Regions from separate parts of the Homo sapiens genome. Here all the other regions are linked to region 3. The links are chromatin loops, found by intact Hi-C in ENCODE. Cell type or tissue: Calu3. All regions are shown on one strand.

Region 1 (5,000 bases), 1.3 Mb before region 3:
CAAAAAGAAGACAAAGAATTGCTATGCTTTGGGATATTGAAAAAGAAACAAAAGGCTTTGAATCTCTGAGGCATTTTTTTGACTTTAGAACACTAGAATATCCTCGGCTGCTTGCCAAATAAATGTTTGGTTGAATATAAATAAGCTTATTATCATGCATGTTTATAAGTGCATACAATACAATTGAGGGTTAATAAAACATTTTATACCTAAGCATACTGATATTTTACCAGGAAAAAAAAAAGCATTTTAGTATGCCTATGTTTCTTAGACATTTTTCATCTTAACACTTTCCAAATTCTGAGTACCAGCAGCATTTCCAAAGTACTTCATTACACTACAGCTTCTTACTATTATAAGCCACAGAAAATACATGAAATTTAACATGTATAACTTCAGAAATCTCTTCTCATTTACCATGGCAAAGATCCTTTAACTTTCTAAATTCACCTTCCCTGAAATGTGTATCAAATGAATGTGCATTTGAGTAATAAAATGAAAAAAAAAATAATAAAGTCAGAACAAAGTTACCTTTTAAAGTATCCATTCCACAGGTCTCCACTTAGAATGCCTTCTTTAACTGGAATGGAATATTTTAATTATAGGTTATGCTATGGTTTGAATGTTCCCTTCAAAACTCATGTTGAGACTCAGTCTTCAATGTGGCAGTACTGAGAGGCGGTGACTGACTCATGAGGGTTCTGCCTTCATGAATTGATTTATCTATTCATGGATTAATGGATTAGCGGGTTATCATGATAGGGAAACTGGTGGCTTATAAGAAAAGAAAGAGAGACCCGAGCAAGGACATCAACATGCTCAGTCCCCTCACCATGTGACGCCCCACCAAAGAGAGTCTCCACCAGCAAGAAGCTCTCACCAGATGTGCCTCATCCACCTCGGATTTCCCGGCCTCAACAACTGTAAGAAATAAGTTCCGTTTCTTTACCAATTACCTAGTTTCAGGTACTGTGGTATAAGCAACAGTAAAGAGACCAACACAGATTACTAGGTAGGGCATCATCTCATCATTATGCTTGTTATTTGGTACTGCTACCAATACAATTTAAGGAAATAATGCTATCTTAAAGAGAATGATAATGGTAATCAGTTGACATATGTATCTGTTCAAGGAACAGATATATTAAATTATGTTGAAATTTAAGACATAGGTCAATCTAAGAGGGTTTTGAAACCTACAGAAATTGTTTCTCTAATGACATGTGTGATTACTTTCAATTTGTTCTAGTCACATCCAACTGTTGTTTCAAATTATATATATATAAAATATATATAAATATATATTTAAAAGAGGTACTGCATTATTTTATATATATTTAAAAGAGGTACTGCATGTTTATATACATTTATATATATATATATATATATATATATATAAATGTATATAAATTGCTGAAGCTACCTACCTGAATAATTTGAAGACAATATATAAAAGGCTGGTGCCACGGATAATGAAAGTGATGTGAGGCAGCTACACAAGCTGACAGGAGAAAGAGTATTTCACATTATAAATGGAAACTTTTACTTCTCAAACTAGTTGAATCTGATGACCATATAATTTGTATAGAAAATGCAGTTGAGAGAAGCAGTTAAAATATTCTAACAAGGCGGGTAGTTTCCAGCTTCACATTTGGGACTTCATTCCAAATTTATTTTTCCAAACTTTATTCAGAATAAATGTAAACTGAAAAATTAACCTTTTTTTGTCTTTTTCGTTTTCTTTTCTTTTTGTGTGTGTGTGTGGTGATAGGATAGAAGGAAAAAGTGAGAAAAGTTACTAGAAATATTATAATTAGCCTCCCTGTGTGTCTTATCTCTGGACAAAGCCTCAAACAGAAGTTTGATATCAATTTTTTTCTAAGTACTCTATTTTATTAATGATCATGTATTATAATATGCAGTTTCTCACAACTAATTATTTAAAAGTTGAGTGCTGATAGCAAACTTCCTCTCGGTAGTATTTCAAGACACCTACTAATTTACCATGCTTCCTTATTTTTATTAGACTTATTGACATTTTCACATTAAGTTCATTCTGTTTGAAAGGGAAGTCTTTTGGTGACACTTCTAAATACTGTACAGAAGGAAATTGTATCCAACAATTGGAGCAAGAACAATTTGATAACTTAAGCTCCTTGCGTTATACCATCTGAAATAAAATCTTTTCAGAGGTCCTGCACATCATATGGTTAACTAATTAAGGATTGTGACATTCTTGGGACATACCAAGGGCAACTAAAAGGGAAGTATCTTTAAACTCCCCTTTCCTTTCCTGGCCTATAGAAAGAAAGGCTCTTATAGAATTACCAGTAGTTAATATCATCCTGTGTATTTGTTAAAGGTCAACAAGAGTAAATCAGTTAATAACAACTTCCTAAAAGTTTAGGACAGGAAACAATAAACGATGTTATACTCAAATAAAAGTTGCAAGGATAATTTAGCTGGATAGAGTGTAATTGCTGAAGTTAAAATTAGCCAGGTCACCTTACTCTCATGGAAAAAAAAACTCTGGAAACCTGGCAACCAAATAAATAGATAGGAAGTTCCTTCCCATTAATAAACTTCTTTTAGTTCTATGCTGAAATGTTATTTCAAGGACACACACCAAATAATTCACCAATACTACTTTCTAAACCAAGTTTGGTCACTCACCTAACTATTACAGAGACCTAAAACATAATAAATATAAGTGTATATTATAACTACTTAATCTAATTATATTAGAATTGAAAATATTTTATAAATTACATAGTGTAACCCCATTGTTTTAAATGAGGAAACAGGTCCAGAGAAGTGACTTACCAATGTTTGGTCAGCTATGTTTACATTGGCTGTTTACCATACTACTGACATTCTGTGGGTGGTAAATATTTTTCAGAATTACCTGTAAGTGTTTTTAGCATTCTAGCTCAATGTTTTTGAGAAAGACTATGTTCAACTTTATTGCTCAATATATATAGCAGCAGCGTATACCTTTAAGTGATTGCTAAATATATAACTCAAAAGTTAAAAGTGATTTAGCAGCTAAACAGGAAAGACATCTTTTAAATAACAAAGCATAATTACACACTATCAAAAACCATTTAAAAACATTGCTTGTACTAACCATTCTGTGGTTTAAAACTTGAATTACAAGAAGATGATTCCGCCTGTCTTCCACTAGGTGGCAATATATCTTTTTCTTTAATAGTTTGTTCTTTCCCGGGCTCTGATTTTAAATGGATCTCTAGTATTTTTACTTTGAATAGATACGATGAAAGTTAAGATTGAGGAAACCTTAAGGAAGACACTTAAGAAATTGGGATATACGAGGGGAATAGACAGGGTGGTTTTATAAAAACCTGGCATCAAAACTAAAATAACAGATTCTGCTTCATATATGTTCATAATTAAAATTTACATTATATCTTACCAGATAACGTTAAACATTTGGTAGTTGTTTGTTGATTTAATTGAAATTGGGTTTGCTATTCATTATTGGTAGTGAAAAGCACTGAAATTATTTCTAGTCCTGCTCTTTCTTAATCCTTTTATTTAAAACATCATCCTCAAGGTTAGATCATGATATTTTAAAAGGCATTACTTATTTCCATAACCTGTTTTCAATCATGACTTTGGGGGAAAAAACTACAAAATCACTTATTTTTGTATAGTTAAGCCTTTAATTTAGTGTATTTATGTCGATACTTAGAGATATGTTGTTTCTGAACTAATTAGACGAACATTATTTTCTTCAAAGTAAGATAGGTTTCAGTGAACTATTTGACTAGTGTATTAGTTTCTCAGGGCTGCCATAACAAAATACCACATATTGGGTGACTTAAACAACAGAAATTCATTTCCTCACAATTCCGGAGGCTAGAAGGCCAAGAACAAAGTGTTGACAGGTTTGGTTTCTTCCGTGGTCTCTCTCCTTGGCTTGCAAATGGTCACCTTCTTACTGTATCCTCACATAGTCGCCCCTCTGTCTGTGTTATCTGTGTCCTAATCTACCCTTCATATAAGGACATCAGCCCTATTGGATTAGGACCCAACCAATAACTTAATTTTAAAGGCCCTAAATCCAAATACAGTCACATTCCAAGGTGTTGGGCGTTAAGACCTCAACATATGAACTTGGGTGAGGGGAGGGGCATAATTCAGCTCATAATAACTAGCAAGTCTGCATACACAGCATACTCCACATTTATAACCGACGTATTGTGATATAGAACCAAGAATGCTAGGTTGGAAGTTGTAATTCAAAAGCTGAGAAAAGTTCTTATAGATTATTTAATCCACTGATTCTTGACCCTTGATGCACAAAGATTTTTTTGAGGCACTAGCAATGCCCTGACAAAATACCCAGATATTATGATGAATTAATTTGGAGAGGGACCAGTCACTAGTATATTTTTAATACTTTCTAAATGTTTCTAATAGGACCACAATGAATAATCATTGATTTAGACAAATATTTCCCAGACGTGGTTAGAGAATCATCCAGAGGGTTTATTAAAATGCAAATCACAGGCCAGGTGCAGTGTGGCTCTTTCCTGTAATTCCCAGAACTTCTGGAGGCCAAGGCCGGAAGATTGCTTGAAACCAGGAGTTCAAGACCAGCCTAGGTAACAAAGCAAGACCCCATCTATACAAATTTAAAATAAAATTATCCAGGCACAGTGACATGCACTTGTAGTCCCAGCTACTCGGGAGGCTGAGACAGAGGACTGCCTGAGCCCAGGAGTTGGAGGCTGCAGTGAGCTATGATCACACCATTGCCCTCTAGCCCAGGTGACAGAGTGAGTCCCTATTAAAAAAAAAAAAAAATCAGTATCCTAGCCACTGCTGCCCTCATTCTGAATCTCCAGAAATTAGAGCCAAGCCTATTTACCACTCTCCCTAGTAATTATTACAAATTCTGAAGTCTGAGAATCTCTGATCTCATCTAACTCTCTCATTTACAGATGAGAAGACTGGAGTTTAGAGAAGTTAGTTCA
Region 2 (5,000 bases), 620 kb before region 3:
TGAATGGCACATACTCCCCAACAATCATACAACAGGATCTCATTTTTATCTAGTAATAGGAGAGCAGTCTAACTAAAGCAGGTCTTTACTGTAAGTGAAATGCATAGCCAACTCAACCTTTCCCATCCCTGCCCCTGATGACCTTCTCAGTAATGTAGAGAAACCAGATATCCTAAATGATCTTATCTCACCTTATCCTTGATCTCACCACCTAATATTCTAATCCCAGCACTGCATGCTAATAATGTAAGTTGTCCATCAATACACTGAATTATTGTTATTCAGGTTTAATATACAGGGCATTCCTATGCAGAGCTGGAGACCAGAGCAGAATCTAAAGCAGATTCCAGTAGACAAGCTAGAATGAAAGGGAGATTCCAGTGATGGTGGTAAATTAAACCAGATTGGGAGCATTTACATTCAGAGAGTCACCACTTGTTCCACCAGCAACATAGAGACATGCTTAAACTATGAGGACAGGCACAGTAGCCGCCGCTGTGGCAATCCTGCCAGCCCTCCTTCTGCGGTCACTTCCCCAGTCACTGCACTGACCAGCTCTTCAGCCACAAGGGGAAGGAACTGGGGATACCACAGACCATTGCCAGAACTTTGTTGTGGAATCATAGACAAGTGACAGAAATAAAAACTAAATGTGAAACTCTATAGCACTTATTATAGTTGATTATTGCCTACTCCTTTAGTTTGAAAGCATTACAAGCTATGTAGCAAGTTTATGAAACTCTTTAGCTGGCATATAAACTGATTTGGCATTTATTTTTACTCAAATATGTGTGAAAAACATTAGAGAAAAATCAGCAAAAAAGGATTTTCTCTCTTAAACAAAATTAAAATTAGGGATATTAGAAATTAGCCATATCCAAAAATCATTGTAGTTTAATACTCAGAAATAATGACTGATACTTTTATCCACACCTAACTTTCAGTGAACTCATAGTAAGAAATAAATGAAACCTCGGCGAAGCTATTAGGACATGTCATTTGAGAAAGCAATACCTGACCTTTGGGATTATATGAGATACTCCAGTGTCTTTGTAATACAGTCCCCTTCTTCTGCTTAACTTTGTTTGAGTACAATTTGTCATTTGCAAACAAAAAGAATACCAACCGACAAACTGGAATAGTGAGATTTCCCATGCAGATTTCTAAGGTTTGGGTCATTTTTTTGAAAAGGGATTGGCACACAGTAGGCATTTCATAAATGGTGGCTGTTAATGGCAGAGTAAATTGATCATCCTAGGTTGACATTATGTGTTTTATCCTCAATGAAATAAAGGCAATGGCTATTTTGTAATGTTGGAACCACAGAAAGAGTGACAGATTGGTGAGGGATGAGGACATTGGATGTAGAAACAAAATTAATGCTGGTGGTCAAAAGATGGCAGATGTTAAAGCTGTGTCACTGTCATGTCCCAGTCAGCTATGCTGCCATGTTAATTCCAGGTGTAGCTGTTTAACAACACACAGTGCCTTCAACTACGGTTAGGGTTAAAGTTATGTACAGAATGAGACTCAAACTGAGTTTAATTCTAAAAAAATTTGATTTAATAAAGGCTCTCTTGTAAAATTTATATATAAAACTAATAAACGTTTAAGCTAACTTCCAAGAAAAATGTTAATTCTTTGTTAAAAATTGGAATAATTGGCATTCTAATAATAAACAATCTATTAAAAAACTCGTTTAGGGTAAGAGAGACTATCCCATAATAGGATTAGGCCAGTCATGTTGAAAATAAGCGAACAATATTTCTATTTATTTATTTATTGAGATAGGATCTCACTCTGTCGCCCAGGCTGCAGTGCAATGGTGTGATCTCGGCTCACTGCAACCTCCACCTCCTGGGCTAAAACCATCCTCCCCCCTCCACCCCCCAAGTAGCTGAGACTACAGGCATGCACCACCACACCTGGGTGTATTTTTTGTAGAGCTGGGATTTTGGCATGTTGCCCAAGCTGGTCTTGGACTCCTGGACTCAAGCGATCTTCCTGCCTCAGCCTCCCAAAGTGCTAGGATTATATGTGTGAGCCAGTGCACCCAGCCATATTTTACTTTTATTCATTGATTTAAATTAATGAAAAGTTGAACTATAATTATTTTATAAAGACATGAGGTTAAAAATCAGGTATCTAAACTCAAAAGCAACTAAATATTAATCTTGTCTGTACACAGGACTTAATAATATGATTTAACTATGCATATGAAAATATAGCACATACAAACCTGTCCACATGAATGAGTTCAAATTGTCACCCCTAAAACTGTCTTTATGCTCTGAGAAAAAAAAAGTATAAAATAAGAAATACACGCTTAAGGGAAAAAATAGTGTGTGATAAACCATGATAATAGATAAACGCGGTTATGATCTCTGTCACACATTCTCATCACAGTCATGTAGACATTTGTGGTTTAATTGTGTTACAATCATCTTTATATTAAAAGGTTGAAGACTGAGTGTAGATATTTTTAATCAAAGAATTTTACCTTAAATAGAAGGAATGACATATACTTGTATGCACATGATGACTGACATCTCTAGTTCCTTTCCGAAAATAAAGCATCTGCTGTCATAATTTGAAAAATAAATAAGCAAAATGTCTGCATTTTGGAGGATACATGAGCAACGCACTGAAAGCATCCCTCTATAGTTTACATCTAGTACAATTTCCAATCAGTAGAGGGCTCCCTCGTCTGTGCAAGGCCCACAGTAAAAATGCACAGTCTATACATGCAGCAGTCACACATCATGTGCGTGTTCGCGCACACACACACACACACTCTGTCTCTCTCTCACACACACCATCTAGATTAATAAAGCTGTCAATTTTCATTGTTTTCAAATCACCTTTAATATCAGTTGAGTTTAAAGCTTAGGGGAAGGAACACACAGGCAGCACCCATTGGCAATATGTTAGAACATTCTCTACCTAAAAATACAGATAGGTGTTTACAAGTTTTCTTCATTTCGCTGTGACATTCCTCAGCTCTGATGTGCATTTGGCTGCTTTCCTGAATTCACACATCTCTCTGCTCATGTGCTTGTGCATTTTGCAGAAGTGTCACTACCCAAGCTTTGCAAAATAACGAACTCAATCTTCTAAGTGACTTTGCTGAGGCTATGTCTTTATTATGCCCTCCAAAACTTGAGAGTCAAAAATAAAAATTAGAAAAATGAAGCAACTAGTAATGTTTGCTTTTGACTGAAGTCACTGAGTCCAGCTGTATTTTTTCCCACTGAAAAATAGATGAAGACATCCTAACTGGGTTGAGTTTTATTTGGGATTTTTTTCCCCTCTCCTTGGCCCGTAGGCTAGCTGATTCACTGATGCACAGTGAAAATGCCAAGAATATGCAAACCTCTCTGGGGTAGAAATTTGTAACAGAAAGGGAATTTCTGGCGGTGTAAAAGCAGGGCTGGAATAATCTCAGACTGTACCCCCAGGCCAGTTTTCGTGATACAGTTAAAAACTGGTTGGGCCGCCGGCAGAATCAACTGTTTAAACATCTTGCTGATTGTTTATGGTAGTTGCCCAATAGATGCTTAAAAACATTGGTTTTCATGGACTTCTGGTGGAAACCTCTTATACCCAGCTGATCCTAGGTTATTATTCATATATTTGCTCAGTAGCCAGATCCAAGAATTCATCTGGAAACTCTCAAAGGAGAGAGAAGAGAAAGAGTCTATGATTTTTCAATTCTAGAATCACCATGTCTGAGAAATTTTTCTTGCTCACTCTTTAATGCTCCCCAGAAGGCCCTCTGCTTAATAATCTCACCAGTTTCTTTATATGTCATATATTTCCATTGTCTACTCTAGCCTGCAGTTTAAAATGGGGACATTTTGAAAGGAATGTGCTGCTTTTTGCCCTTTATCCCACTTGCTCTTGCTGAAGTTCAACCTTGAAATGCCTCATCCCATTAGCTATATGCTTCCGGGCATTTCCAGAAGGCATCTCACATATGCTTGAAACAGGTCAGTCAGCTCTCAGGTGACAACTACGAGATACAACAACAACTTTGGTTCAGGATTAGGAAGCCTGATTATGCCACAGATCTGAACCTTGTTGAGCAATCCAAAACTCCTTCCAGTGAAGCAGATATTTTGATCTCCTCTCCAAAGCTTGTGTTGATCTCTCCATTGGTTTCAAAACTGGAGTGGAAGAAAGAAGCATGATTAATCCTAACTATCTCGGCTCTCCAATCTCAACAGCTATGTACTATGATGTTCATAAAGAAACTAAGATTCAGAGAGGTTAAGCAACATGCAAAAATCATCCATTAGTAAGCGACAGCCCCAGAATTCAAATCCACGCTTTCTAAGTCTTAATCCTGTGCTTGTTTCACGGCTCCTGTAACATTAGATAAGAAGCTTACCCTTGCTCTGCAAGGGTTCATATAAAGATTAGGATACTTCTGCCTATAAAACATGAGATAAAAATATAATGGCCTCATAGACTGAAACGATACACAATTCTAAATAAAAATCAATTCTTTATTTTGATATTCAAAGTCACCTACTCTTTATGACCACTACCCTCATTGCAAATGCCCCTATTCTGATGTGCTTTTCCATTAAATAAGATTTACACCATCCTTCTTTGGAGCCTTTGCTCATGCAGACCTTCTCACATTCCCTCTATTTTATTTCTCATTCATCCAATTCTCATTCATGCTTCAGAACCTTGCCTCTAACACCTTTCACCAATTAGCTCAGGTTTTCCTCTGACAGCTATTGTTGTAAACCTCTCAATTTGCATTTATGCATTCTTCATGTTATTTGGGAATTTTGCAAGTGGATATACAATTTTCACATGTCTGGATAGTAATCTCTTGAGATTATGAGTAGTCTTCACTATATATGTAGATATTAAGTGAGCTTATTTATATCAGATATAGACCATACAATCTCATCACTTATAGATGCTTTTTCACTGTATTGATAGATTAATGCTCCCCTTTAAACATACCTCTAAACTACTCAAAC
Region 3 (5,000 bases):
AAACAAAAAACTCTATTAAAAAAATAGCACAGTGTAACAAAAACCATATCAAACTAAAAATCAGAAGACTTCGGTTCTAAAAAATCAGTGCTGCCATTCACCAATCATGAAATAAATGGCCATTAATATTGGTGGTGGTTGTGGTGCTAGTTCTGGCTCTGGTGCTGGTTGTGGTTGCTGTTACACTGGTCATGGTTCCATCCATTGATTCCAAAGGATACCCTAAACTTTCCCAAGTCTCCTCTTCTGAAAGTCGGCCTCTTTCATGTATATTGTGTGCCAGCATTGCCCCCTACCAACGATATGTTGCGTTACAGCCTGCTCAAAAAGATTGTTTTTCCACCTGTTCCTGCTGAGGCATGACTCCTCTAAACCTGAACGGCCCCGATTTCTAGTCTGGCATCCACCTCTAAATAGCTGCAGCACCTAGGACAAGCCCTCTAACTAACTCTCTGCTTGTGAGAACGTTCCAGGCACATATGTAAAAGTGAGGCTGCCTTTTCTCCTGTACTGCCTGAGGTAACATAGAGTGATTCGTGGGTAGCTTCTTGAATTTTATTTCAGCAAACATTTAGCAAGTGCTATTACGTGCTACATACTGTGCTAAGAGCTGGAGGTATGAACATGAATGAAATATGGCCCCTATCCTTAGTGTCCACGGTGTCTCAAGTTTGTATATGGAAATAACATTTTGTTTGTATATGGAAAAGAACATTTTCTTTCACAAGTTCATTTGTTCATGTTAACAGACGAAAAAGCCATGGGTGTATGCTCAAGGAGCTCACTTATTAACATTTGGTTTATAATTTTATACAAGAACAGAAGTGAAAGGTGTTTTTTTTAATCTTTGAGTGAGTCAATACACATCTACTGAGCATTTACTATTTACAAGGCCCTAGGCTTAATACCAGGGATTCAAATAAGATGGGAACTACTTCCAAGATGATAGGAAACAAGTTACGGAGCAGTGCAGTAACTGCTCTGACTGTTCAACCACCTCTTCCAGGAGGATTCGAGGAATTCTCCTCTGAGGAAGGACACTGGATCAGATCTTAAACAATCATTGCTTGCTAGTACGAAGGAAAAGAGGGTGGCCAGAAGAGACCAGACAGATGTGGGTAGGAGGAGGACAAAGTTACACAAGAGATCCTGACTGCGCCAGCCCTTAATCCAGAAGAAAGAAGCGTGCTGGAATTTAGAGTTCCCTTAAGCAAGCAGTGGAGACCTTATTAAAAAGCACTAAACTTAGGGGGATTCTCAGATCATCTTTACTGAATAAAGACTCTGGGGATAAGCTTTAATTAATTGAGAATAAAAAGAGTGGGAGATCACTAACGATATCCCCAAGTGGAAAAGGATAGTAGTTGGAGGCCAGTACTAAAATCAGACTTTTAATTTGTGCTCAGGGAACTGCTAGCTCCTGAAAGCACTGTTTTCTCATGGTTCTGAAGCTTTAGTGAGGGCAAGAATGACAGTTTCTTTTAAATCCTTCATAGTCTGGTTATGCAGCTGGGAAGAAAGGCAGGTCTAAGATTTTGTTTTATTTTTGTTGTTCTTAACATACATCCTAGTGATTCACAAGCAGATGATCAATAGATCATACTCTAAGAAGCAGTGCCTTATAGCGCTATACACAGGCATCTGATAAAATAGGTAATACCAATTCCAGAGCTCTGAGCTATATAATTCTAAATGTTTCACATGTGTGCCAGACAACTAGATGCTATCACTGGAGGTGACATATTGACTTGCCGGAGCCACATAAGAGCTAAAAATGTTTTACACATTTGCCCAGAAGCATAAAGAAAGCTATGCAAGCACAAAACAGTGTCTTTGTAAATACCGTGGAATAGTAATAACGAAATTGCTATTTCTGGGCATGTTGTTAATTCTGCTTTACCCATCTATACCTGCAGGTTTCCGAAGGCCTGTACTCAGCGCTAGCTGTGGCCACACTGTGGAAGGAAAAGCTGAGTCCCAGCTGGACCAGGTGAGCCTGATGAACAGTGGCCCACCCAGGAACCAGTCAGATTTCACCAGCTATTCATCTCGACAGGCTCAATCACCCTGGGCCCTCCAAAAGAGGAAAGATGAGCCAGAGATTAGGTAGAGAGGGAAGTTCAAAGTGAAGCATAGGGGAGGGGAAGAGCTATTTATCCATCTTCTGAGCTGAAGCTTGCCTGTCAAAAAACATTCTTTGTTTAGTTTTCCTGAGGAAAATAGAACAGCAAATTATGTTCCGTTATGATAAAGATAAAGACAAAGCTGCAAAGCCATTGAAAAATTTTGTGAACTTAAGTTTCGTATTTTAAAAACTCTTTAAATTTCTAATGGGCTGGATTATTCATATTTAGGAATTTCAAATCATATATAGATAATTTTTTTTTTAATCATAGTGTACCAACCTTAAAATCACTCATTTCTCATCCCTATCTCAGTGTAAGGCTCAAGTCCAGAGCGCAAGAGGTGACAATTCTGCAGGAGAAGAGTGCCATCTGCAGGAGGACTGTATAATAACTGACAAAATCCTCAGAGTTAATAAAAATGAGACAATTCATTAGTGGAGATTCCACACTCAGCAAGTTGTCTGGCATACAGTAAACTCAATAAATTATTATTGTTATTTGCATGGTAGTAATTATGGCAATATATAATTTTGCATTGCATCTCTTGAAATTGAAAAACAAAAACAAATCAAAAGCCCAAGGAAGAAAGAACCAGAGGCTATTCAGATTATTCAGATCATTCTCCTGGTTTTCATAGGAACCCCTCCAGATATGTAAGAATCTATACCATTTTTAAAGATCTTACAGAAGGAAATTCCACAGCCTCTTATATTCATACCCATGGCTCTACAAGCTTCAGCAGGGCCAGGGCCAGGAAAACTTTGTTACATAAATTTACTTTGGAATGCTCTCCTTCCGCCCCTTTCAGAATCGATACCAGCCCTCATTTTAGAACATACGTTCTTTCATCTGTTCAATAAATATTTTTTTGTGCACCTGCTATGTCCCAGGTGCTGTGATATTTAACCTGCATACAATGGTGAACCCACCATATTTCCTGTCTTTCAAAAGTTTACAGCCAGTTGATCCTCTAAGACTCCAGGATGCTCCTGCTTCCTTTTCCCTGTCTCCCACCTCCTTTTTCAGCTCCTCCTTCCTTCTTCCTTATAAATACTTCATGCTAGGAACTTCCCACAATCCCCCTTACTCTCAACAAAACTAAACTGCCTGTGCTTTATTTTCTCAGGGTTCTAACCTAGGTAGTGACTAGCTAATCTGGTAAATGATTTCACGACAAATGCTAATTGATCTCATCACCAAAGTAATTTGAACACTTTTTCATGAGGTATTTCTGAAGACACAACAATCATTTAGGTCTCTGTGTTGGACTAATGGAGATGATCTTCTGAGTTAGGCAGGGCCTTGTGGTGTATGTGGTACCTGGTACTCCAAAGAGCAGAGCCAACCTTGATTTTTTTGGTTTTACGCCATTATTTCAACCTATTTCTCAATTTGCCACAATAGAGTTAAAGAATTCTATTGAAGATGTACCCAATCATCTTTTACTATAGAGTAGCTCCTTTAAATTCTTGATAAATGTCTCTTCTCATTCTTTTCTCTGATACAAACAGGCTCCCAATAATAATTCAAAACACCACTGAAAAATGAAACATTATGTTAACTTGCATTTTTCATCTTTTATGCATATTTTCCTAAATTTTACACTGCAAATAGATGATGAAGCCACCACTGAACTTCCTCAATTTTATAAGTTCAAATCAGATATGAGATTATTGCAAGCTACTACTCCTGTCTGTTATAAGAGGTGATTTCTACTATTAGTGGTTCCTGATGCATTTTCTTAACCATTCTGCAAGATGGTGTTTGTTTAATTCTGGGCTCTGCAAATGGTGGTCCTGTTTCTGACAGCATTTATTAAAAATAAAAATACATCAGCCCAAATTAAGAAAAAATCCCTTCATTTTCTTGAACTGGAGTGTATATATTCATACCGAAGAAAATATAAGAAAACAAGTAATAAGAAGATAGGGTTTGTATCCCAAAATGTAAACTTTTTCAATGAGGCATAGTTTTTTTTCTTTATTTTAATATCTATCTCTAATTTTAAGAAGGCCCTGTGGAAACTGCATCAACTGCCTTTGAATATTTCCTTGGATATGATTGGGTTGTTAAATTTACACGTTCAAATCTCCTGGATAAGAATGATCTGTAACAACCCACTACAAATTTGGGCAACATTTATAAATAAACATTGGAATTTATTCCTCGGAAAATTTAAAATGCCATAGGTGAAGGGAATTGAATATTATTGATGCTTTTTCAGTGCCAGGTACTTTGTATATGTTATTTCGTGTGACTTTAAGCCCTGTCAAGTTATTTAGGTTGTTTAGACTTATCCTCATCTAATAGATGAGAAAATCAAGACCAAGAGAAATTCTATAACTTGCCAGTAAGTTATATTGTTCAGATTCAGCCTCACGTCCATCTGGGTCTAGCACATGTTCCTTCTATGATACATGAAGACCCTTATTGTAAGTGCTGGCTGTGAGTTTCAAATGAAAAGATGGGCTTGGCATTGGGATGAGATGATGTAACCCAAGGCAAGAACTCTGATGGAGCACCCTGAAATGGAACACTGTAATGGACCACCATAAAAACAGGAAAACATCTTTAAAGAGCATGTGGTTACTTATTTAATATACATTACTGATTATCAAGTTATGTTTATCATTTGTGGGGGTTTTAGATCTAATTTTCAAAGTGTAGCCATTTGGAGATTAAATATTATAGTGTAATGTCTGTACATCATTTCTGGTGAATCAGACTTCACTATTACTATAAATACATTTTAGGCTAAAAAACCCTGACTCCTAGAGTAATGAATAAGCTTATCCCTCACATTTAAGCTTTATTGATTTCTGCTTTGTATTATGTTTCAGAATATTTAGAATGTCATTTTTGTAGTTAATAGGA
Region 4 (5,000 bases), 970 kb before region 3:
AACATGAAAAATCTTAGTCTTAACAATATTAATGTAATTACTTGTCTGCCCTATCATTTTTTATATATATATATATATATATATATATATATATATATATATATATATATATATATAAAATATGTATTAGGATTCTCTAGAGGGACAGAACTAATAGGATAGATGTATATATAAAAGGGAGTTTATTAAGGAGTATTGACTCACACGATCACAAGGTGAGGTCCCACAATAGGCCATCTGCAAACTGAGGAGCGAAGAAGCCAGCCCAAGTCCCAAAACCTCAAAAGTGGGGAAGCTGACAGTGCAGCCTTAGTCTGTGGTCAAAGGTCCAAGAGTCCAAAAGCTGAAGAACTCAGAGTCTGATGTTCGAGGGCAGGAAGTATCCAGCATGGGAGAAAGATATAGGCCAGAAGACTAAGCCAGACTAGTCTTTCCATGTCCTTCTACCTCTGACCATGCTGGTAGCTGATTAGATGGTGACAACCCAGATTGAGAGTAGGTCTGTCTTTCCAAGTCCACTGACTCAAATGTTAATCTCCTTTGGCAACACCTTTGAAGACACACCCTGGAACAATACTTTGCATCCTTCAATCCAATCAAGTTGACATTCAGTATTAACCATCACATTATATAACTATGAATTAATAACAAATAGTAAAATTAAGACTGGTGAATTAAGTGAAACATTTCTTTGCTTCTCCATTTATCCTTCGTTCATATTCTAATGTTGCTATACAGGCAAAATACTGCGTTAAGTCACTTGAAATATTTATTTTCTGTATGTGGTCTTGTGTCCAGTTTATTTGTTCCAGTTCTTAAGTTTACTGTATTTGATTTCTATTTGCCATATCCATTCTTTTTTCTTCTGTTCCTTTCTTCCTCTTTTAGATTAACAATTTTTTTCTTCTATGTTCTATCTCCTCTGTTATCTTTTTAGCCATTTCTCTATCTTGTTTTTCATTGCTTGCTCAGGAAATAACAATATACTTTAACTTTCAGTATAACATCAAATAATATTAAAGTAGTTCAAGAACAATATGCGAACATTGCAGTGGTATAATTTCCATTTTTTTCTTTCTGTTCCTTATGCTCTTGTCATGTATTCTACTACTACATATGTTATGAATTCAATATGTTATTATTTATTCCTTTAAGTAATAGTGTCATAAAAATTTATTTTCTTTATTTATATTACTTGTGTATTTAGTCACATATTTACTATTCTGTTTCTCTATTTCTTCCTGCAAACCTGAGCTTCCATCCCCAGTGTCTTTTTTCTTCTGTCTCAAGAACTTTTCGCACTTGTTAAAAGCTATTGTGGATAAATGATCTCATATTTTGTTTGTCTGAGAATGTCTTTAGTTTTAAAGGGTATTTTCTCTGAATGGAGACATCTTAATTGATATTTTTCCCCATTTACTATTTTAGAGTGTTCCATAGCCTCGTGTCCTTCATTGTTTTTTAATAAAAAGTCAACTGTCGTGCTTATCACCATTCCCTCTTTATATCTCATTGTGGGGCAGGGTAAGGGGAAAGAGTTATGCTTTCATGACATTCTTGGTTTTCAGAAGTTTAACTCTATATTCCCTGGGTTTCTATGTATTTATCCTTCTCATGGTTAACTGAGTTTCTTTGATCTGTAAGTTTGTGTCTTCTATCAATTCTAGGAAGTTCTGAGCATTTATTTTTCAAGTAGTTTTTTAGCCCCATTTTTTGTCCTCTCCTTATGGGACACTTATTACTTATATGACAAACCATTGGATATTGTCTCATAGGGCTCAGATTCTCCTTAGTTATTTTCTTCTTTATTTTTTAATTTGAACAATATCTATTCTCCTACCTTCAAATTCAGTGAGTGTTTCTTCTGCTGTGTCCGTTCTACTTTAACACCAATCAAATACATTTTTTATTTCGGATATTGTATATTTTCTCTTTAGTTTTGGTATCCTATTATTACAGTTTCTTATTTATAGTTTCCATCTCTTCTGATGTTCCCAGTATCTTTATGCATGTTACCTGCCTTTTTTGCCAGATCTTTTATTATTTTTATCATAGCTATTTGAAGTCCATGTCTATTAACTGCAACATCTAAACCACCTGTAGATTTGCCTATATTATCTGTGTTTTCATTGATTATGAGTCATACTTTTATGCTTCTTTGTGTGTACCATAATTTGTAATTTTATACTAGATATTGGGAATTAAAAAAGAGACTCGTCTGGTAACGTTTACCCTTAGAAAAGCACATACCACTTCCTTTGTCCTGTTGCTAATCTGTAGTTAAGTTTTACTCTTACTTATTTTTAGTTCACTAGTAGCTTTCATGAATTTGAGGATAGGATTAAGGATTTGCCTTCAGTAGAGAGTTATCTCTATCTCTCTTGCTTTTTCCATTACAGTTCATCAGCAAGCTTGTAAAGTTGCAGCGGAGGTCTCTTTTGTCTCTAACTGCCACAGTCCCCTTAACTGGCCAAACTTTCTGTACCTTGGGAGACCCACTTTCAAACTGATTTTCTGCCTGCAGACTTGGACTGGCCAATGACTTGCAATCTGAGAGGGCCCCATGAGTTTTGGTGGGATACTTCTCAGTTCTGCTTCCAGGTTTCAGCAGGCTGCCACCTTGTGGTTGGGGAAGGCTCTGGGTCCCTCAGGGCTATTTTTTTTTCTTTCCTCTTGCCATGTCCCAAACCTTCAGTGGGCTGCTTCTATTCCCTTTGAGAAGGCTCCATGTGCCTTTGGAGGAGGAAATATTTCTCTACCCTCTTGCCTTTCTCCCAGCCTTCAGTTGACTACTTCTTGGCTCTCAAAGAAAGCCTCAGATACTGTGGTAGGACCTCTCCACACCAGCTTTCCTGCCATGTTCTATGCTTTTGGCAGGCCTCCGCCTTGCACTTAGTGAAGTTTATTTTAATTTGTTGGGATTTCTTTTTATTGTGTAACTGTTTTTCAAAAGTCAAACATTTACATGTTTGTATTTAATAGCATATAACAAGATATATTGAAATTTATCTCATTTACATTCTTATTCAGTCTACTCTGTACCTCTCACCTGTTGCTAACCAATTTTATTTTCAAACGAATTATTTTTTTCTTTCCCTTTAAAAATTAAGCATATGTTAATGCCAGTGTATCTTTCTTTTTTGTAATATAAAAGATGCTATAGTGTGTATACTATATGCTCCTTCATTTTAACCCCCTTCATAAATCCTGTTCATCACTCCACAATGGTGTATAGAAATTTTCCTCATTCTTTCTAACAGATGTATATTATTTATAGCATTCCATTTTCTATCTGTATCTTAATTTATTCGACTTTTCTCTTCCTGGTGGACATTTGGATCATTTTCAATTTCTTGTTAACACCAGTAATGCTACAATATTCATAAATTGCTTTCTGTTTTTTTATTGCTTTAAGGTCATATTATGAGAAATTTTTTTACTATTGATTTAAGATCTATGAAATGATCTGTATTCTAATTGAGATTAGAAAGCAGAAAACAATTTCTACATTATCTACTATGTGCCTCACAAAATAAATGTTAAGCAACTAAAAAGGTATATAGAATTCTGTCCTGATTATATCTATATCTATTTATTAATACCTTTGGGGCATCTACCTCCCATTTTGACTTATTAGGAAGCACAAAAGAAGGTATTTCCAACAAAGATTTTTATAGATATCTATATCTACATCTAGATATGTATCTTACTTGGAATTAATAATTTAGAAGCATCTATTTCATCTTATGAGGTGTGGTTTAGGTGTACCATTAACTGCCAACTGTATGCCTGAATTTCAACAAATATTTAAAAATGGGTATTTGCAAAATAAATATTAACCATATGTATAGAGTCACTGAAATTTTGCAGGTGCCATGACAGATTAAAGATACTGAATAAAAAACATTTAAAGGTAAATTTTTCAGCCAAACTCAGAACTTCTCTTCATGACATCTACTGAATATCCATATGGTGCGTGGTCTCTACTGTAAAATTGGACATTTATAGGTTGAGCTTCCATTAGAAAAGAGTATGTGGAATTTATATTTCAGCTCAAAATTTTGCAGTTTTATTTAGAGCAAAAGATAGCACAGATTCTTTATGTATATATATATATATAGAGAGAGAGAGAGAGAGAGAGAGAGAGAGAGAGGGAGAGAGACAGAGACAGAGACAGAGACAGAGAGAGAAAGATGTGATACTACATGCCTTTTCTTCAGTTCTGTATCTCCATTTGCTACAGAAAATCTCTACTCAAAATGGCTATTGTGTTCTCAAGTCTCTCCTTATATCAGTGATTTCCTGGACCTCTTGATTTGTCTCTGTGTCTATGCGTGTGGATGCTTTGTATACAATTTTAAATTTGAAACACTCTTTACTGTCGTACACAACATGAAGGTTTAGTAACCTTTTTTTAGAAGTGATTTATAAATAAATCAGCTAACTGTGTTTGAAAAGTCTAAACTAAAGTGCAGTTGTTTGCTTCAGCTTGTCAATGGATATTTATGAGGTGAGCATAATACTATAACAGTTATAGCAGTGAAATACATCCTGTGCAGATAGCTAGTAAAGGAGCTCACAAGCGTTAATGCCAGTGGAATTTTAATGCTCAAGAGATGGGAGACATGACACTTGCTCTGGTTAATGCTGCTATTACCGGCCATGGTGAAAATGAGACAGTGAAGTCAGTTTTAAATATTGCAGTGGAGTTGGGGTCTCTATACCTAGGCAACAGCAAATATGTCAGTTCCTACTGTTGTCATATTTTCACCTCTTGGTTTATTTAACTGCAGAGTAGTAATGTAATATCAGACATTTTTCTTCAGGGCATCTCCATTCCCTTCTTACTTATTATGAGGCTCATGAGAAGGTTTTGCTAGCAACAATTTCTGGGAAAATGTCAATAAGCTTCCCACTCTAAGATATACTAATCATTGCCTGAAAATTATTTGAGTGAAGTTAAAGATTCCGATTGTGAGTTTAGCCTTTATTATGACCAG
Region 5 (5,000 bases), 90 kb before region 3:
AGATTAAAATACTGCACAATAACGCTTGGCCAGGAGGCAAAGTGGGGATTAAAATCTATTCCCCCATACCACTCATCAAGTCATGTGGTGTCCACACAGAAGGGAGTTTGTTTTCTAATTTGTGCAAAGGTGCCAAATGGCCAACTGTGGTATACTAGGGCCAGCTCACAAGCTGAGTACATTGTGTTGTCTCCTCCCAACTCCATGTTCAGTGACAGTCACAATAGTGGTTTGAAATCAGCCATAGTGGTACTATTAGCACCATGGAAATCAGCAAAACCTGCAAATTAGGGCCACACCCACTAAGAAAGCCAGATGCCGAAGATTCACCAGTACACCACAGCATGTGATATAGTAGGGGCCCTGAGAACTCGTCCTATGTCATAAGAGATTTTCAATAAAAACCTGAAAACACTATTTTTAAACCTACATCCTAATTACCTTTCAGCCTGTCCTAATTGCCTTTAGGTCAAGGGCACGTGGGCCCTGGCTTGTTTTGAGCACAAATTTAATAGTTAACAGATGCTAGAGGAAGTATGCAGAGAGATCTGTGGAAAAATTGATTCCCATTTGATCCCAGATGGGTTTAAAGACAGCATCCACAGCTATCAACCTATGTTTTAAAGCATCTGCAGCACTGATAGCAGTAACTGCCACAAGAACCATTAAAAAAACAAAACAACTAATGGTTGCATATAATTTTTAAGATAGGGATTATGAGGAAGAACTGTGGGGGAAAATAAACGTAAGACTCATTACTCCTTAAGATGGCAAGGAAGAAAAGTCCTACCCATCGCAGGTATAAATTGTTGTGGACTGATATCAGGTGTCTTCTGTAGGCTTTTTGAAGAACAGCTCTTTACAACTGAATTCTATCTTGAGCTAAGCATTCTCTTAGCAAGGAAAAAGAAAAAGTCAGGTCAAACGATTGATTCCATTTCTGAATTACAGAGGGTTATTGATTTTTCATTAAGGTTCCTGTGCTGCCCTCAAGAGCAGGGAAAGAGAAGGGAAAGTAATTCATTGATCAGAGCGGAGGGCCATGTTCATTTATTGGCTTCCTGCCACATCCCATTATTACCGGTTCTAAATGTATATTGAAGCCAGTTTATTTTCATCATAGCCTCCTGTCATCAGAAGTGTCTCCGAGTAACTATTAGTTTAATCATCCTTTTCTCACAATGGTAATGAGTGATAATATCCAACGTGATCCTGGATTCATAGATATTATTCATTGGATTGCAGCGCTGCCCCTCACAAAGCTCTAGTTAAGGGTCTGCTGATGCTTTCATAGTCTAAAAGACATAATAGCTTGAGAATTTTTAAATACATGTATATATTTGAAATAGAAAAACTGTAGTGCTTTCACCATCGTTTTATTTATTTTTTAAAAAAAAATCCTGAAAGATTCACGTTTGTTAACCTGTCAATTACGATAACTTTAGGCAGTGCAAGAAACCCATCCAAATCAGGTATCATAAGTCTACACCAGGACACTGGAAACCAATCCAGAAAATCATAAAGCATGTCCAGAATAAGTCATGTATTCCACTGAGTACACTAATTTTATTTGTGGAAACAATCTTGAATTAGTTTATGCGTCTTGACTTACATTTGAATTTTTATTTTACATATTAGCAAACTGAGGTCCCAAAAGACTGAATGGTGCAGGATCACCCAACAGAGTGGCACCGTGGGGACCAGGACTCATGTTCCCTGGCTTCCCAGTCACTGTTTGTCCCGCAATACCATTCTAATGATCTGTCATCCAATTTCAGGTGATATTTATAATGCATAAAATGAGAAGCTGATATTGACTTTAATATCAAATCCTGGAAATGCTACTAATGCTTTTTCTTTTTCCCCATCTCCAGATAAAAACTACTGCCTGTTAAGTTCTGCCTCACACCTAGGTAAATTAATCAGCTGCCCACATTGTATAATAAGAGTGCCTACTCTTCTGAGTGGATTTTCCCAACACCCTGTGAGAGGCAGGAAGAATTCTCCCATTTCATAGATAATTTGGCCAAGGCTACATGGGAAATAATTTGCAGAGCCTGGACTCAGATTCAGGCCTTCTCAATGATGAGGGCTTTTTCCACTACCCTACAGCTCCCTCTGGTGCTGAAATTAACAGTGGGAACTATTAAAAATGACTATGAAAAACTATTTTAAAGATGTATCCCAGTAAATTGAGCTAGAAAATACAGTAGAATAAAATATCTTATTCAGAGTAGCAATCTATACAAAATGCCTATGAATAACCATGACAAAAATATGTATGGAACTTATCTGACTAAAAATAGACTACTGAAAAAAATGTAAAATAAGATCTGACTAAATGAAGAAACACAAAATACTTAAATATGTCGATTTTTTCCAATGTAACATTTTGGAAGAAGGTAGATAACATTATTCTAAAATTTCTCTGGATGAAAAATCAACACACACACAAAGATATTTTGGAAAAAAAATTAATGAAGGAGCACTCAGTCTATCAAATATAAAAATGAAATTTAAAACCTCAGTATTTGAAACTAGTCAAGAACCTGTGTAAAAATTAACAATTGGAAAACTATTACCTATTTGAAAAAATTAAATTTATCCAATTTAATTTTGAATGCTCATTTTACAAGGTGCACCAAAATGTATTTTAGATAAAGAGTTAAATATTTTGGGTTTTTTAAATACTATAAAATAGGAAGAAAATAAAGATAAATATTTAACTTATGTAACTGTTTTATCAATATAAAACCAGTAGAAAATGAGAAAAAATAGATTTTACTACATTAAAATTTAAAATGTCTATTCAAAACATCACAAACTACAAAAATTAGAGATGCAAATCACACACACATGCAAAAAATGTTCTATCTCACTAGCATTCAAAAACATTGATTAAAATAACATAAAATTTTTATCTACTGAATTAACAAGATTGTTTTAGATAATAATAATCAAGACTCTAGTGAGACAGATGCTATCATACTTTTGATGGGAGAATAAGTATTTCATTATTTTAAAAAATATGATCTTATGCCCCTGAATTTGTATTTCTAGAAATTTAGCCTAAGGAAATGACCAGAGATGTTTTTAAATATAAATGTGTACAGAAATATTATTTATAAGAGCCCAAGAGGGGAAATAATCTAAGTAAAAATAGAGGTACTCTTTTTTTTTTTTTTTGAGACAGAGTCTCACTCTGTTGCCCAGGCTGGAGTGCAGTGGTGAGATCTCAGCTCACTGCAACCTCTGCCTCCCGGGTTCAAGCGATTCTCCTACCTCAGCCTCGTGAGTAGCTGGGATTACAGGCGCCCCCTACCACACCCAGCTAATTTTTGTATTTTTAGTAGAGACAGGGTTTTGCCATTTGGCCAAGCTGGTCTCGAACTCCTAACCTCAGGTGATCCACCCACCTCGGCCTCCCAAAATGCTGGGATTACAGGCGTGAGCCACTGCGCCTGGCCAAAATAGAGGGATTTTTAAATCGGACACAACCATATGATAAAGTAACACAAAAACATAAAAATCATGTTTGTCTGAACTTTTATTTAGGTTTGGGGATGCACATGCAGGTATATTATATAGGTAAATTGTGTGTCATGGGAGCTGGGTGTACAGATTATTTTGGCACCCAGGTAATAAGCATAGTACCAAATAGGTAGTTTTTCAATCCTCACACTCCTCACTCTCTCCAACCTTAAGCAGGCCCCGGTGTCTGTTCTTTGTGTCCATATGTACTCAATGTTTAGCTCCCACTTATAAGTGGGAACATGCAGTATTTTGTTTTCTGTTCTTGTGTTAGTTTGCTTAGGATAATGGCCCCCAGCTCCATCCATGTTGCTGCAAAAGACATGTTCTCATTCTTTTTTATGGCTGCACAGTATTCCATGGTGTGTATATAACACATTTTCTTTATCCAGTCTACCATTGATGGGCATTTAGGTTAATTCTATGTTTTTACTATTGTGAATAATGCTGTAATGAACATATGCATGCATGTGTTTCCATGGCAGAACAATTTATATTCCTTTGGGTATATATTCAGCAATGGGATTACTGTGTCAAATGGTAATTCTGTTTTGAGTTCTTTGAGAAATCACTAAACTGCTTTCCACAATGGCTGAGCTAATTTACATTCCTACCAACAGTATATAAGCATACATTGTTCTCAGCAACCTTGCCAGAATCTGTTGTTTTTTGACTTTTAATAATAGCCACTCTGACTGGTGTGAGATGGCATCTCATTGTGGTTTTGATTTGCATTTCTCTAATGATTAGTGATGTTGAGCATAAAAATCATATTTTGAAGGAAATTTAATAATGTGGGGAAATGCTCATTCATAAAAAGAGAGAGAGAGAGAGAGAAACATTGTGGGACCAAAGTTATAAAGACTGAAATAGCAATGGGAATGACGAGACAGGGATGAATGGGAGAACAATTTAAGATTTAGAGGAATGGGATAGGATCCTGTTACTAAAAGCATGTGTGGAAATAGGGGTGAGCACTGGATTATGCCCAGGATATCTGCTCAGGTTTTGGGTGAGTAGGGGAGGCCATTGCCAAACTAGGTAATACACATGAAAAGGTCGAAACTTGACCTGACTCTCTCCAATATCAATATAAGCAGTCTGCTTAATACCCATCTTTCTTAATCCCATTGGATTTTGGTCCCCACTACCACCACAGGAGCATTTTAGGTATTAGGAAAGCTCACTATGTCTTGCCTCTTTCTGACATAGCAGACCATGCAGTCTACTGACATTGAAATTATGTTCAATGTAAAACTGCAGCTACATGGAGATGCAGAGAGATATCCACGTTATTGCTGCACTGAAAGCTCAAGTTGGGGGTGTTCTAAAAGGTTTAGGAATCAAGAAGAATGTACAAAAGATAAGCTTGCCAAAAACACCAAATAATTACTAAACCTCTACAGCGCACATAGCACTCAACTGGATAGCGAGAGGAGTATAACTATGTGAGAAACTGTGTTTATGCT

What was found. A loop is a pair of places that touch in the nucleus more often than their neighbours do. Peaks named below come from ENCODE experiments on the same cell type or tissue, not always from the same donor. Only the 100,000 strongest peaks of a DNase experiment are listed, where the experiment ranks them.
Region 1: it touches region 3 in a loop (10-fold over the local background); 86 of 110 quality-filtered maps call a loop at or near these places.
Region 2: it touches region 3 in a loop (17-fold over the local background); 56 of 110 quality-filtered maps call a loop at or near these places.
Region 4: a loop joins it to region 3, with 9 times the contacts of the local background. A loop is called at or near these places in 9 of 110 quality-filtered maps.
Region 5: it touches region 3 in a loop (4-fold over the local background); 12 of 110 quality-filtered maps call a loop at or near these places.

What each region holds. Positions count from the first base shown.
Region 1 is chr4:80,213,822-80,218,821 of GRCh38, reverse strand. No RefSeq gene overlaps it. Among named protein-coding and RNA genes, the nearest start is that of PRDM8, 19 kb to the right of the region's middle. In Calu3, a CTCF peak has its summit at 3,110; no DNase peak of the experiment used is centred here.
Region 2 is chr4:79,574,307-79,579,306 of GRCh38, reverse strand. LINC00989 (long intergenic non-protein coding RNA 989) reads right to left here. Exons shown (of 4, transcript NR_038826.1): 4 at 2,847-4,166. The region is part of intron 1 of LOC107986294 (a long non-coding RNA gene); the gene reads right to left. Among named protein-coding and RNA genes, the nearest start is that of LINC00989, 84 kb to the right of the region's middle. In Calu3, a CTCF peak has its summit at 2,715 (motif pointing right); no DNase peak of the experiment used is centred here.
Region 3 is chr4:78,949,555-78,954,554 of GRCh38, reverse strand. No RefSeq gene overlaps it. Among named protein-coding and RNA genes, the nearest start is that of PAQR3, 13 kb to the right of the region's middle. In Calu3, no CTCF peak of the experiment used is centred here; a DNase peak (open chromatin) is centred at 2,474.
Region 4 is chr4:79,914,983-79,919,982 of GRCh38, reverse strand. All of the region lies in intron 16 of ANTXR2 (ANTXR cell adhesion molecule 2), which reads left to right. Among named protein-coding and RNA genes, the nearest start is that of PCAT4, 90 kb to the right of the region's middle. In Calu3, a CTCF peak has its summit at 2,581 (motif pointing left); a DNase peak (open chromatin) is centred at 2,612.
Region 5 is chr4:79,039,389-79,044,388 of GRCh38, reverse strand. The region is part of intron 2 of LINC01088 (long intergenic non-protein coding RNA 1088); the gene reads right to left. Among named protein-coding and RNA genes, the nearest start is that of LINC01088, 70 kb to the right of the region's middle. In Calu3, a CTCF peak has its summit at 2,093 (motif pointing left); no DNase peak of the experiment used is centred here.